Linked DNA regions of Mus musculus: region 2 is linked to region 1. Evidence: chromatin loops called from intact Hi-C (ENCODE). Cell type or tissue: left cerebral cortex. All regions are shown on one strand.

Region 1 (8,000 bases):
GCCTGACAAATACGGAAGTGGATGCTCACAGCCATCCATTGGACAGAGCACAGAGTCCCCAATAAAGGAGCTAGAGAAAGTACCCAAAGAGCTTAAGGGGTTTACAGCCCCATAGGAGGAACAACAATATGAACTAACCCCCAGAGCTCCCTGGGACTAAACCACCAATCAAAGAAAACACATGGAGGGATTCGAGGCTCTAGCTGCATATGTAGCAGAGGATGGCCTAGTCGGTCATCAATGGGAGGAGAGGCCCTTGGTCCTGTGAAGGTTCTATGCACCAGTGTAGGAGAATGCCAAGGCCAGGAAGTGGAAGTGGGTGGGTTGGTGAGCAGGGGGACAGGGGAGGACATAGGGGAAACTAGGAATGGGGAGAACATTTGAAATGTAAATAAATATCTAATTAAAAAACCAAACCTGTCCATCTCTCCCAAGAGCCAAGTGTGTGTTTTCACCTGTCTGAGGATTGACTACATTATTCTATGTTCTCCCCACGAGTGGGGGAAACTGAGGATATGGGTACAGTGAGCATCCAGCAGCCTGCAAAGCCTCATGGAAACCCACGCTTGCTAAAGCCCAAACACAGCATCGATTTTTATGCAGCTGCTTAAAACCAATGCAATCAGTCTGAAAAACTGTTCAAAACTTGAAGCACCACCAAGGCAAGCCTCCTACCATTCTGGATGAGGGTTTGTGACCGCGTGAACCGTCCATGGACAGCTGTCATGTGCAGAGGACTTTTGCCATCCTTACTCTGCAAAATAAGAAAGGAGAAAGGAAGCTGTGAGCCATATCATAGATCTGAATCATCACCGTGAAAGCCGCTCGCAACGTCCTGGGAACATCAATTTCAGTTGTGTTTTAAAAGTGTGTTCGACAAAGAAGAGATTAAGTGTGAAATAATGAGAGTCTAAGAGGAACAGGGCAACTGTTTCCCAGACCCGCGAGAGGGCTGATTTGCTCAGGGCTCACAGCAGCTCCTGCTGCTTCCTCAACACCTATGCAGCAGGCTGTGGAGTTACTGATCACCGATGGCTGCTAATAGAAGAGCAGTCTGTTGCATTTAGGGCTGGGGTCCCTAGTAGGCCTAACCTGCTCCAGTGAATGACCCCACATCCATGCATACACGGTGGGGATAGTTGATCTATGGAGGGAACAGTTAGATTTCATCAAAATACACTGTATACATGTATGAGATTCTCAAAAAATAAAAATATTATATAAAAGATGCAACATACAAGACTTCTCCAGTTACTGTATAACATCATAACATTAACATTTGATTATTACTATTTGTGTGCGTGTGTGTGTGTGTGTGCTCGCACACACACATGTGCAATGGTGGGAAGCAGGGGGACAGGGATCGTGTACATGTGGAAGCCAGAAGATAGCTTTGCAGAATCCTTTATCCCCTTCCAGCTCTCTGAGGGTTCCAGGGATCAAACTCAGGTAACAGGCTCACCTTTACCCTTACCTGCTGAAAAAAAAAAAATATATATATATATATATATACATATTTAACAGCACATCTTTAAAAAATCTTAGAGAAGTGATCATCCCAAATGTTCTCTTCTCCCTTGTTATCAAATTGACAAAGGACATTTCCTGAGGTGTTTGTCTCAGTGTCTAGAAAGGTAAGCAATTGTGAACTTGCATGGGCCTGTTTGACCTACTGCTGGCTAAATTGATGCAACTCTCAAGGGGAAACCCTAACCATTCCCTGCATTTTATTGGTAGTTAGTAAATGTGGGTTGAATTTACTTATGTCTTACTCATGACAGAAAAATTGGGAAATTTCCTAAAACAGACGAAGACAAAACATAGACAATGTACAGAACTTACCTACTGACCGTTAGACCAGACTCCCACAGTTAATTAAGAGATGAAAGTGCATCTGAAAGAACCTGGCTGATTCTGGAACAAAAGAATGTCCAGAGGAGCAGGTGTACAGACATTCCCTCAACTACAACAGCTCCTCTATATGGCATTCCTGAGCTTGGGATCGTGTGGAGCTATTCATATTCAGTAGAAACTGTGCCTTGACGCTTCAAAGTAGCTCCTTTTCTGGGCTACAATATGCAGTATGAAACCCTGGAGGTATGGTGGGAGGACAGCAGCGTGCAGGTCAGCGGTGTGCAGGTGAGCAGTGTGCAGGTGAGCAGCGTGCAGGTGAGCAGCGTGCAGGTGAGCAGCGTGCAGGTGAGCAGCGTGCAGGTGAGCAGCGTGCAGGTGAGCAGCGTGCAGGTGAGCCGTGTGCAGGTGAGCAGCGTGCAGGTGAGCAGTGTGCAGGTGAGCAGCAGCGTGCAGGTGAGCAGCGTGCAGGTGAGCAGCGTGCAGGTGAGCAGCGTCCAGGTGAGCAGCGTGCAGGTGAGCAGCAGCGTGCAGGTGAGCAGCAGCGTGCAGGTGAGCAGCAGCGTGCAGGTGAGCAGCAGACATGCTGCAGTGGACTGCTGCCTAGTGATGCTCAGTGTGGGGAGAAAACTTGTTAAAGGCATTTTAAACTTCTGATAGGTTTAAACTTATGATGAAAAGTTCCTCTATCTTAAGCGTTTAAGCGTTGCTTTTTAACTTTATTACATTTTACTTAATGTATGTAATGTATATGTGTGTGGATGCATATGCCACCATGTACATATGGAAGTCAGAGTGTAACTTGAGCAAGCCAGTTCTTATCTTCTATCGTGTGGTATCCAAAGTTCTAACTCGGGTCAACAAGCTTAGTGGCGGGAGCCTTTCTTCACTTGTTGAGCCAGCTTACTGTCCTCAGGAATTGTTTTAGATGGTTGTTACTGTTAGTTCCTAAATATCTGTAGAAAACCTTTTTTCAAATTCAGGTTAAAATATAAAGTGACACACATGAGTACTCCATCTTGTGATAAAATCTAAACATCTAGGCTTTAAAGTGGTTTTTAAAGTCCCCAATTGAAAGCAAATAATTGTTAAATAAGTATCTCTTAGAGGAGATCCACCCCTACCCAGGGCTCTAATTTGTGACATGAATTCTGTGCACTAACTCATACCTACTGAGTCTCAGCATCCCCATCATCTCCTCAAGCTTGCACAGTACAACTGTACCGTTAAGAGCCGTGGCTAAGAACCATGCTTTAGACTATGGGTGGTGGTGTGCTGGTTGCTGTTGTTTTGCTGTTTATTTCATTTATTTATTTGCTTTTTAGCTTTATTATATCCTATAAGTATTCCTTTGAAAAAAGGACTGTAGCTACACAAAGTCTCTGCCAACAAAAGATTCGATCACAGTGATAACTACAACCCAATTGAAGAAACAAACAATAAAGTTAAAATTTTTCTCTGGTATATGGGAGGGAAGATATTAGGACCCATATAATATTAATAGAGTCTGAATCAGCAAATATTGAAAAAGGGTAGAAGTAAGACTGACACCTTTTAAAGGAAAAGCCAGTGGGAGAAGAATATTTGTCTACAGTGCTGACCTTGGCACACTCATAGACATTTCAAAAGCCACATAATTCCAGAGTCTGGTCTGGAGTGGAGACAGTTCCAATAACTCTAATACCTGGGGACCACTCTGGAGAAATGAATACACACACACACACACACACACACACACACACACACACACACACACACACACACCAAGTAAGAGGGACAGGGACTATAGTCCAAGACTCATGGACAGTGAAGGTGGGACTTCAGAGTTAACACTGACTTGTCCGTAGGTGGTGCTGTTTCTTTAAATTTTGCTTCAGTATTAGCGCTTAGATTTAATATAAAACTGAAGTAATTATGATTTAATTAAATGTATATAAAGCTATGAATACTTCATGTTTAGGAAATATCTTGATAAATATTGAAGCAGGCACTTTCCCATGCTTGGAAAAGAGTTTGAAGTCTCTACTGAGGATTCCTCAGTTGGTAGCTGTATATAGTGCAGCTGCGAGCCAGGGCAGGCGCAGGCAATTACTAGCATATAGATTGCAAAGTCAGTCCTGAGTGGAAGACAGCAACCACCACGCTCTACCCAATGGGAGTGTCTGGGCTTTTGGTATAGGGACAGAGAAGCAGGAATGACCACAGCTGATACAATGCAGAGCTGGGCTGCCTGGTGCCGATGGCGCTCATCTCAGATCTATCCCTGCAGACTTGGCTTTGTTCGCCTACTCAGGGGTCTGGGTCATAACCAACTGTCCTCGGCTTCATGGCTGCCATTTGGAGGCCGCTGTGCTTACATGGTACGGATGTAGGGAGTATTCATTCTTTCAAAAAAATAAAAAATAAAAACCTGACAACCAAGGACATTCAAAAGGCAGTCAATGTTCCTTCTTAAGTCTTTAACATTTAGAACTCAGTATTCAAGCTGAAAGTAGAAACCCTGCTACATTTCCCTTTCTGCCTCTTCAGCCTGGGACCTGTGGTTGCTACTGTCCCCAGTACTTTGGACCAGGGCAATACTGCCTGTGTACCCGGGACAATTGTGCTCAATCCTTCTATTTGTTCAAGGCTTTGCTTTTATGGAAAAGAAATACTTTTATTAATTCCTAATATCCCTCCAATTTCTTGTGTATATTATTCCCATCAGATTTAAGACATTGGATTTTGTATTTTGAGACTTCACTTGATTAAACAAGAACCCCTTTTGTTAAGTATGGTCAAGTCCTGAGCCGTAAGAGGAAATTAGCAAGAATTATGATAACTGTGTGACAAATACTAGTACTTCATGTAGAGTAGAACCCAACACGTTCTTGAACTAAATAGAATATATAAGTTGTCTTGCCCATCACGTTCCTTGGGAGCCCATTCAGCCTTTCTTCTATACATAATGCATTCTGGGTTCATTCTCACACATCCCAAGCTTCCTCCCTCAATGGCACTGCGACTCTCTGGAGACACGACATGCTCTGTGGCATGTGGCATCCTAGAGTCACAGGAGTCAGTGCCCCATCTCAAGACAATAAGGTTGCTATGGGATCACACTAAGTCAGGATAGGGGCGTCATTATGTGAACTCAGTTACCCACGAGTGAATCCTAAGTCAGTAGGAGAGTATCTGAAAGCTGACTGGGAAAAGCCACGTGTAGTTCAGCTTGTTCTGTTTTTAACGATTCAAATACAAAATATGACACGTGTGGACTCAAATGTTCACTTTTTCTTTCCTTCCTTCCTTTCTTTACTTCCTCTCCCAAACTCCAAGGCTATGCTTCTTCTGCCGCTTCCTTCTGCCTGTTCCAGTTTGTGATAAATTCCATTTTACAAATTAGCCCCAGAACATACAGATAAGAGAACTGACACACTCAGCAGATATATGGCAGGATCCAGTCTCCTAGCTATAAATGTTCCAAAGGTCCACAGGCAGCAAGTGAACCAGACTAAATGTTAGTGACCAGGAATTGAGCAATGTGGCTGCAGCTATCTGAGATGTTTTCTATCTTTTCCACTGTGGCTTTGTATATAGTACATTCTTGAAGTCTGACTGTTGGGGGAGAGAAGCATTGAGATACTATAGAACTTATAATCTGTAATAGAGAAGAAAAATTACACATTTTTTCTTAATTGCAAATTACAAGGGAATCTTCAATAGAGTTTTATATAAAACAACATGCCTTTATTATTTTACCGAGGTTCAATAGTGAAAGGCCAAAGCTTAGGGAGATGAGATGAAGCTAGTGGAACAGGGACTGTGCCGTGCACATGGAACATACACCGTCTCCCTTTTCCACCACTCTACCGCTCATAAAGACGTCACTCAGGGTTCCATAAGTGTGGCGGAAACCCAAGTGAACACTGATGGGTGCTGGCTGCATTTCAATATGCTGTTTCTCTTAAACTTGAAAAAAAATCTTAAAAAAAAAAACCCAAACTGTCTAATAATATCCACATGCATTTTCAAAATCTAAAAGCAACATAGTACAACTTTAACTAGAAATCTACATACTGACAGGAAGACTATATTTAAGGGAAGGTGGTGGGCTCATTTAGAATGTACACTGAACCTTAAAGGAGGATCTGATGGTCACACACTCAGACCAGATAGACAGGAGATAAAGAGAGGCTGGGAAAGGTTAGATGTGCATTCAAAACCCCTCTACAGAAAGTAGATACAGTTAAACCCATCTATGGTTTTTAAGATGCCATTTCTTGCATCCTATTTATGATTAATGATCTATAAGAAAAATTAAGCATCAATGCTAAGTATATATTATTTATTCTAATGTATATGTACATGTGTGCCTAAGTGCATATATGTGCACTATATGTGTGTGTGCAGGTACCTACAGATACCAGAAGATGACATTAGAAACTCTGAAACTGGAGTCATAGGTGGCTTTAAACCCCCTGGATTTAGTTACTGGGAATCAAAACCAAGTCCTTTGTAGGAGTGTCAAGAACTATTGACTGCTGAGCCATTTCTCCAGCCCCTCTGGTCTATGGTAAAGGAGATAAGCTGACCATGTAACAAGTCCATTATCTGATTTGAACTGAGTACTGGGTAGCCAACTGGAAGAAGCAGGCAGGCATGGCAGGAGGCGGCATATCTGGGCATCAGACACAGCAAGAGCACTAAGATGCATTTTGCAAGGTATGGGGAATATCAGACAACCTGTGAGTTAACGAAGTGGAGGGTCACAAAGATGATGCCTTTATCCAATGCCCATCCTCCACCTTAGTCTGAAAGAACCCACAGATGCCCACAGGCCCGTTGTGAGCTTGTTTCTCCCCATGACTACCAGACTCTGTAAATTCTACCCCACACAAAAACTCTTTGTCACTTTGGTTTGTGTCTCCTTGGTCTCTCCCTTGCTTTAAGGCCTTCTCACCTCTCCCTGAGACCCTGCACGGGCTCCGTATATAGAATGTGGAGCTCTGAAACACTCTTCACTGGTTCTATTTTTCCCTTTCTGCATCCCTCAGACCTTCGTGAAGATATCACACTCCCTTCAGTTCTTTCTTCCCTTTCCTATCTCTTTCTCATCCTTGCTCTGTATCTTCCTTCTCCCAACCCTAAGGGTCAAGAGCTCCTTCAGACTTCCCTCAGCTTCTCCAGTCATGCTGTTATATACTCTCTCCGCAGATGACAACGGCCCCTTCCTGTCATCTTTATGTGACTGAAGCAACCTAAGTCCTATTTTTTCATATCCTTTACTGTTCTATGCTATAACATGACATTTTCCACTACTGTGTCCTCAACCTGGCTCAACATGAGGTTCTCAAAATTTAAATGCAGAACCTGTGAGATGATGGTTCAGTGGGTAAGGAAGGGTGCTCACTTCCAAGCCAGGGTACTCAAGTTCAATTCCCATAACCCACCTAATACAAGAAGAGAACTAACTCCTGCAGATTGTCCTCTGACCTCCACATGGGCGTGTGCTATGGCATAAACACTGTACCCACACACAAAATAAAAAGAGTCAGCTTGCTTCCTATGCCTACCCTTGCTCCTGGCATCCTCTCGGAGAATGTGAACAATATCAAGTGCTTACTGTATGATAGCTCTGAGCTGTACAATTAGATATGACAACTATGCTTAATCTCCACAACATGCCCATGAAGAAGATGCTATTATTTCCCTTATTTTACAAAGCACAGATAGGTTACATTTTATTAATGCAGTCTAGCCCCAGAACAAAACATGTGTGCATTCTATAGTGTCATGCCCCTTCCAAGATTCCATTCCTCATCTTCAGGTCCTACCCCTTGTCTTGCCAACCTTTGATGATTCTCCCTCTGCAAGACTTCTCCCCTTGAGTGGTCCTTTCCATTCTTCAGTGGCCCCTCCCACTCCTCATGGGCCCCTCCCACTCCTCATGGACTCCTCCTGTTCCTCATTGGCTCCTCTCATTCCTCATGGGCTGTCCCATTCCTCATGGACTCTTCCCATTCCCCATGAACTCCTCCCATTCCTCATTGGCTCCTCCCATTCCTCATTGGCTCCTCACATTCCTCATTGGCCCCTCCCATTCCTCATCCTCATGACTCATTACCTACTCCAATTTCACTAACTTTCAGTTATTTTAAAGCCATCCC
Region 2 (8,000 bases), 210 kb after region 1:
CTAGGTTCTATTCCCAGCACCATGTAAAACCAGGCACGGTGGTACATGGAAGGACTTCAGTAAGTTGAGGCTGGGGCATTAAAAGTTCAAGGCCATCTCCAGCTACACGGTGAGTTTGAGCAGAGTGGAGGCTGGGGGGTAGGAGGGAGAGTAAACTTCTTAACCATCTTTTCTGGCCATAAAACTCAGTTCCCACCAGAGAAATGTAAGCAAAAGCCACTCAGGGTCACCGTGTAGAAGAGTGACTTTCCTTATAAAGAGCTGTGAACAAAGCCAATCTTCCTTATAGTTGAACACACTGGCTACACTTCAGATATGCTGAAAAAAAAAGCACTATGGAAATCTCATTCCATACTAACTAAATCCTTTCAGAAGACCACCAAGGATCATCTATCCTGATCTTCCGGCCATCCCTTCATTTAGTTATTATTTAGTGGGTTGTTTTGGGGGGCTTTCTTTCTTTCTTTCTTTGAATTAGAGTTTTGCTAATAGCCCAGTCTGACCCTGAACTCAAAATCCTTCTATCTCACCCTGCATATACCCCATCCCCAAGAGCTGAGATTACAGGCATTAACCATTGTAACTTTGTTTTTGTTTTTTTTTTTCAAACCTTATTTTTAATGATGGCTCTTAAACACTTTCACCTCCCTTTTAACCCACCGCCCAACAGAGGTAGTGGGAAAGAAAGGATACAGGGAAAATGGACCTGTTTAGAAAGGTTCTTTGGAGCAATTCCCATCTGTGTTGTCTGGAAATCGGCAGTTCGGTTTACAGGTTAGCAGTGGCAGCTCGATCCACTCACAAACACTTCATGGATACACCAGCAGTCTAGTATGGTAGAGTCAGGATAGCAAGCATGAATCAGCAGTGGTGGCATGACACAGCAGAGACAGCCAGGCCTCAGCCTCAGCCAGAGTCAGCAGGTACCAGCCAGAGTCAGCAGGAGGGACCTGGAGAGACACCAGGGAAAGTTCTCAGGCTGTGCCTCTCTCAGAGAAGTGAAGATCATGAAGACTCAAGACCAACAGCAAGCCAAGATCACTGTCACTGTCTCTCTTTTTTTTTTTTAATGTCCAGTCCATTATATTTGGCAATTTAGATAAAGTATTTTATCATCTATCCTAACATAATGAGTTTACAATCTGTACCTCAATTATCTTGCATTTTAACTTTTTATTAGATATTTTCTTCATTTACATTTCAAATGTTATCCCCAAAGTCCCCTATACCCTCCCCCTGCCCTACTCCCCTACCCACCCACTCCCACTTCTTGGCCCTGGCATTCCCCTGTACTGAGGCATATAAAGTTTGCAATGCCAAGGGGCCTCTCTTCCCAATGATGGCCAACTAGGCCATCTTCTGCTACATATGCAGCTAGAGACACGAGCTCTGGGGGTACTGATTAGTTCATATTGTTGTTCCACCTATAGGGTTGCAGACCCCTTCAGCTCCTTGGGTACTTTCTCTAGCTCCTCCATTGAGGGCCCTGTGTTCCATCCTATAGATGACTGTGAGCATCCACTTCTGTATTTGCCAGGCACTGGCATAGCCTCACAAGAAACATCTCTGTCACTGTCTCTCGAGTCTTATTTATATCTGTTGCGGAAAATATTAAAAATGACCACTGGGGTTCCAGCGCTACTGTCAGCCTCTCTCTGTCCCAGTGATCCCTCTGTGCTACTCTTTGCCCGATAACTCTGACAGGGCCAGAATTCCCTTCACTGCCATGCCAGCCCCACGCAATGACCATCCACCCTGTGATCAGCCGCCACAACTCTCTGCCCTGGTTCACTTGTCTCTGGAGCCGCTAGTTCCTTCTCAGCCATAAACCCCTGTAGTCAACACTCCCACATTCCAGTAACCCAGTAAAACAAAACTCTAGCAGCTTACAATTCACAAGGCAGATTTATCAATAAATTCTCAATTCACAAGATGCCAATACAATAATTTCAGAACCAATTGATAATGATCAAAGTTTTATCCGAATTAATCTAACCTTATGATATCATAACTACCTGTGGCTGTCTAAAGCCACACTGGTTTTCCTCCTTTCTGTCCTCCTCCATCTTGGCCTCTCCCTCCTATCCCTGAGACACTCTCTATCTCTCCAACTCTTAGCTCCGCCTCCCTCTTCCCTGTCCAATCACAGGTCTCCTGCTGCACTAATATTTTAATGTGATTGAACAGGGGAAATCCTGCCACCGCCTCCTCCTATATCCTCCAAACATTGCATGTCCTCCATGGGTCTTGCCTCAGCACATGTGTCCGTCTCAGCTGACCTCACTCTGCCAATCAGCCTGAGTCTAAGAAAGCAGCAAGAAACTACAGCACACCACCAGAAGTTTTGTGATGCATTTCTCTCTGTGGACTCCTAACACATGCAGTTCAACCATGCAGTGTAAGGCAGACCAATACATGTACATGCTGTTAGTGAAGAATCCTTCACCACATGTCTTTTCACATGCTTGTTTTAGCAGAACATCCTTTTACTTGTGTCTGCTTCCGTGAAACATTCCTTTTCATGTTTGCCCCAGCGAAACATCATGCAACACAACTGACTTTCCAAAGAACCCTTAAGTTACCACTTCCACACTTGGCTGAGCTTAATGGCTCTTTTTTTTTTTAATCTTTAAATGTCTATTGAGAGAGCCAGGTATGATAGTATATATCTGTAATCTTATTACCTTAGCACGTAGAAAGTTGACACAGGGGGATCTTGAATTCAACAATAGCTTGGGCAAAATTCTGAAGAAAACGAGGAGGAGGAAGAGGAGGAAGAGGACCAGGGGAAGGAAGGAGAGAAGAAGAAAATGTCTATTTGAAAGGAAGCTAATGCTAGAGGGAACTTTTAAATGTGTTTTATTAATTACTAAGGTATTTCATACATTCATACAGTGTATTTTGGTTATCCTCAACCCCACCCCTCCTACTCCTTGAAATCTTGCCTCACCCTCTCCTAACTTCACGTCGTCTTCTTTTTAATAACCCACAGAACCCAAGCTGGAAGGTGGTGACATGCACCCTTAATCCCAGCACTTGGGAGGCAGAGGCAGGTGAATCTCTGTGAGTTTGAGGCCAACTTAGGTCTACAGAATTAGTTACAGAAATGCCAGGGCTACACAGAGAGACCCTGTTTTGAATGAAGAAAAAAAAAACAGAACAAAACAAACACCACAGAGCCCAAAGTGTTCTTTCTGCCTGTATACTCAAAGGTGGGTAGGCATCCACAGGACCATGACTGACCCACCAAGCTCCACACCCCTAAAGAAAGCTGACTCGCCCTCCTCTAGCAGCTGTCAATCATCAGAAGCTCCTCAGATCTCTTGAGTTCTTGCCAGGGAAGGGGTTCCCCCACACCCTTCCATGCTGTAATGCTGACTGGCTTGATACTGGGCAGGCTTTGTGTGTGTGAACGGCCACAACTGCTGTGAGTTCATGAGCACCACCACCCTGTGGTGTCAGGAAAAGCTTTTCGCCCTGTGCTTCCCGACTCTACCCTTCCATTTCTAGGGCGTTTACTGGATGAGGAGTGAGCATCCCTTACGTATAGAGATGGGCAGAAACCACTGTTGTTGTCACTGGCTTGTTGGGTTCCAGTTTTAATACAGTGATAACAACTAGTCCCATCTTAGCCCTTTTGTGCTTCCTAGTGTGTGAGGAAAGAGCCTGTGGGGACGAAGGGAAGTGGAACTCAGAGGAGAGTTCATACTGAGCATGCCTGAGGTCCCGCTGGTTCAGCAGAAGAACCCTTGAACCAAAAATGTCCATTTTGACTGGGCCAGATTGGGAATACATAGAAATCTAAATATAAAACATGTTACATGCTATCTCTACTATTCTTTGTGCCAATTTATAGAATTCTCAAGAAGTCCAGAGATAGTGTTGTTGTTAGCCTGGATTTCTACCTGGTCTGTGGTCTCCCTGCCCCTCTCTACCCCTCCCCACTTCTCTCTTGTTTGTGCCATCTGTAAACCATTGGCTTCCTAACTGTGAATCACTGTGTTTTCATGGCTCATGTTTCAATTGCAGCCTCTTTCCACCCCCATGCTTAAATGAGAAATAAGACAAAGAAGGAGGCCAGTTGGGATTTATTTTATTCTCTCCACCACAGATGTTAAATCCAAACTTTTAAAATAAAGAAATTTTAGAAGCATTAACTTTTTACTCCAGAACAATTGCTCTGTTCTCCCCTCCATGTTAAGCCACAGGCCTTGCAAGGAAGTTTCTTTGGTCTCCTGTCTCAAGGTATAGATGTAGCTGTCTGTTGCCACAGAGATAGACAAACAAACAGACAGACAGACAATATCCTTTTGGCTAAATCAGTTTTCCAACCTGAGATCAAGAATCTTTTGAAAGTATGCCTGACGGTATACTTTAATTCCCTGTAATCACACACCTGTAATTCCCTTTATTTTAAGGCAAGAGAATTAAGAGTTTAAGGCCAGCCTAGACTACATAGGGAGACCCTGTCTCAAAGTAAAAAGAAGGGCTGGAGAAACGGTTCAGTCACTAAAGGCTAGGTTCTCAATCAAAATAAAAAAGAGGAGAAAGTCTAGAGATGCAAATCAGTGTTTGCCTGACTTATGCAAGGCCATGGGCTAACTCTCCAAAGGTAGATTTTAAAAAACCTCTCCCTCTCTCTCCCTCTCCCTCTCCCTCTCCCTCTCCCTCTCCCTCTCCCTCTCCCTCTCCCTCTCCCTCTCCCTCTCCCTCTCCCTCTCCCTCTCCCTCTCCCTCTCCCTCTCCCTCTCCCTATCTCTGCATTCTTATGTGTATATGTGTGTCACGGCATTCATGAGGAGGTTAGGGAGTGACCTCTATGTGTCAATTATCATCCTCCGCCTCAGTCGACACCACCGTGTATGCCCGACTGGCTGGGCCATGAATTTCTGGGGATTCCCTTGTCTCTGAGATCACTGTGAGCCTGATACTGCACCAGCCCATCAAATAATATTCGTACTTCTCTCACTCATGGCTGATCCATTTGATTCACAAATGTCCATCCTTGTTTTGTAATCCACTCTCCAATTTATGCCAGTGCCTCCCAGCCCTGTCAGACTCTGGCTGTCCACTCCTCCACTGTCCCTATCTGACTAAGTTCTTTGTACAATGGTGACTTTGAAAGGATAGGAGCGGTTAATAGAGAACTTACTTTTCAAGACTCGTGCTGTAAACATGAGCATCCAGCAGGCACCACAGCAGAAGATGGCAAGGAGAAGCATCATCCAAGTTCACACAACTCCATGATACTCCAGAATGAGCCTGTGATGACCATGCTTGGTCGCCAACCTGACTACATCGGGAATTAAGTAAAATCCAAACATGGAAGGTACTCCTGTGAGGGATTTTTACTCAATTTGAAGTAGGTAGATCCACTTCTAATTGATCTTTGAGGCAAGAAGACACACCTTTAATCTGGGCCCCGCCTCTTGCTGGAAGCCTTTCTAAGGACATGGTAGAAGGAAGCGTTGGCTCTTTGCCTGCTTGCCCTCACCTTCCTAGCAAATCCATTCCTTCACTGGCATTACAGCCTACGTCTTCAGGATTCCAGCGTCTTCTGAAGACCAGCTAAGGCATCTAGCCTCTGACTTCCAATTCCCAGCCAGCCATTGTTGAATTAGCTGGACCAAAGTCTTTGAGTCATTTAATAAATCCCTGTTTTATATGGAGAGAGAAATTCATTCTATAAATTCTGTTACTCTTAGAGAAAACTGACTAATACAGTGCCTGAGGCCAAGTCATTGGAGGGTCATTTACATTTATAGGTCATTTTTACTACAGCATCCTGAGCCTCTTATTCTGTTCAATTTTGTCAGATTTCAACAAATGAAATGTGATTTTGCTGTTACTCTGCCTAAGGAACAGAAACTATTGCTCGAGAGAAGCAGAAGCAGGCAAGGAACATGGGCCTAGTTCACATTCCTCCTAACGACCACCTAAAACCATCACTGGCATGTTTTCTTCTTCTTCCTTGTGGGCAAGCATGGAGCTTCAAGGCCCAAATCTGCACCACATGGTTTTCATTTCCTGGCCTCCTCCCTGTGCACACATGAAGTTACTCCAGATGCAAACATTTACACATTTTTTTTCCTCAGGAGCAAATGAGGCAAAGAAAGTCAATACTCTGCATACATAGCAGCCCAAGTCAAAAACAGCATCTGTCCCCCGATTTGCAGTGACCCTGCTACAGCCAGGGAAGCATTTGGACACCCACTCTCCTCACCCACTCTCCTCACACCCACTCTCCTCACACCCACTCTCCTCACACCCACTCTCCTCACAGCTCACATTCTAGACTGGCTGGTATCCTTAGACTTCTAGTTGAAACAGTAGCTGCTGGGGAGGGAGAATCGGTCTTCTCTGTTAATGATCGCCTGATATGTTCCCCAATCCCAGGAGTCAGCCCTGAGCGTGTGTACATAAAATCAACACTAAATGGGAGCAGTGGGAGATAAATGTAGGAGGTGTATACGGATGGATGGATGGATGGATGGATGGATGGATGGATGGATAGATAGATAGATAGATAGATAGATAGATAGATAGATAGATAGATAGATGCAGATGCCTATAACAATAATTATACAAGAGGTCATGAACTTGAGAGGGAGTCAGAGGAAACATGGGAAGAGTTGAAATGGGAAAAAGAATGATAGAAGTGATGTAAAGACATTATATGAAATTATCAAAAACGCAAAAAGAAATTTAAATTAAAAACTCCTATTGAGTTTCTAAATAAAAGTTTCTAAATAAAAGTTTCTAAATAAAAGACCTAAGGATAAACCGAAACAAAATGAAGAATTTCTGTGATGGAAACTGTAAAGCACTGAAGAAAAAAAGTGAAGAAGACAGAAGATGAGTGTGCCTCTTGTGCTTGTGGATTGGCAGAATCCAAACTGTGAAACTGGCTCTGTCACCAAAAGAGAGCCACAGATTCAAGACACTCCTCATCAAAATTCTAGTAACACACTTCACACTCACACACAAAACCAAATAAGCCTAAACTTCACATGGAAACACAAATTATTCCAAACAGCTAAAACAATCGTCAGCAAAAAGAGCAAACATGTCAAAAATGGTTTAACTGAGATGGCAGCTCGGGCTGAAAGAGAGGAACTAGAGGGACGGAAGAAAGAACGGAGCCAAGTCAAAAGCAACTCTGATCAAAGCTCAATTTTACTAAATCAGCACGCAGTTATGAAGGAGAGGAAGGGGGGGGGGGTAGATTCCCGCCAAATAGTCCGGGGGGACCAGTAGCAGGGTGACCACGTGGGTGGCTCCAAACAACAACGCCACAGGTTCCAGCAGTAGGCGTGGCAAAACGATTGAGCAGGTAAACTCCATCCAGGTGTAAACAGTGGAACCCTAAGGCTGGGGGAGGGGAGACTACACAGAACCACAGTAACAATGGTATTAATACAAAAACAGAATGGGCAAAACAAAAACACTAAACCCAGAAAGGAGCCAACATGGCAACAGCTGCCTGGCAAAGGTTGAAAGGTTTGTTGAAAGGTTTCAACAAACATTGAAGGAAAGGCAGCCGTTTCAGTAATGGTACTAGAAAAACTGGATGTTCGCAGGTAGAAGAATGAAGCTGGACTGCGATATCTCACCCCACACAAAAGTCAGTTTAAAACGGATCAAAAACTTTCATATGAGACCTGAAACTCTGAAGCTGATAATTGAAAACTTTTCAAAATATGTACATGGACTTTCCAACAGGACATGAAATAATGCCAAGAACTGCATGAAATTTTAAGATTTCTGACAGGGAGGATGGAAGTGGTATGATTATAATTTTTTAAAATAAAAAAATAGTAATAGGTTTTTCCCTAGGGTCCATCTAGTCTCAGATTCTTGACCACTTTAGCAATGTCAGCTATATGTTCCCTCTCACAGAGTAGCTTAAATCCAATCAAAAAGTGGTTGGTTACTCTCATAACATCTGTACCACACTGCACCAGTATATACTGCAGGCAGGTCACTGTTGTAGATGGCAG

The links. Peaks named below come from ENCODE experiments on the same cell type or tissue, not always from the same donor. Only the 100,000 strongest peaks of a DNase experiment are listed, where the experiment ranks them.
Region 2: a loop joins it to region 1, with 2.0 times the contacts of the local background. A loop is called at or near these places in 9 of 42 quality-filtered maps.

Annotation. Positions count from the first base shown.
Region 1 is chr1:54,752,215-54,760,214 of GRCm38, forward strand. It overlaps Ankrd44 (ankyrin repeat domain 44), which reads right to left. Exons shown (of 28, transcript NM_001081433.3): 9 at 676-754. All of the region lies in intron 3 of 4930444A19Rik (a long non-coding RNA gene), which reads left to right. Among named protein-coding and RNA genes, the nearest start is that of 4930444A19Rik, 75 kb to the left of the region's middle. In left cerebral cortex, a CTCF peak has its summit at 3,709; no DNase peak of the experiment used is centred here.
Region 2 is chr1:54,966,173-54,974,172 of GRCm38, forward strand. No RefSeq gene overlaps it. Among named protein-coding and RNA genes, the nearest start is that of Ankrd44, 44 kb to the left of the region's middle. In left cerebral cortex, no CTCF peak of the experiment used is centred here; a DNase peak (open chromatin) is centred at 3,985.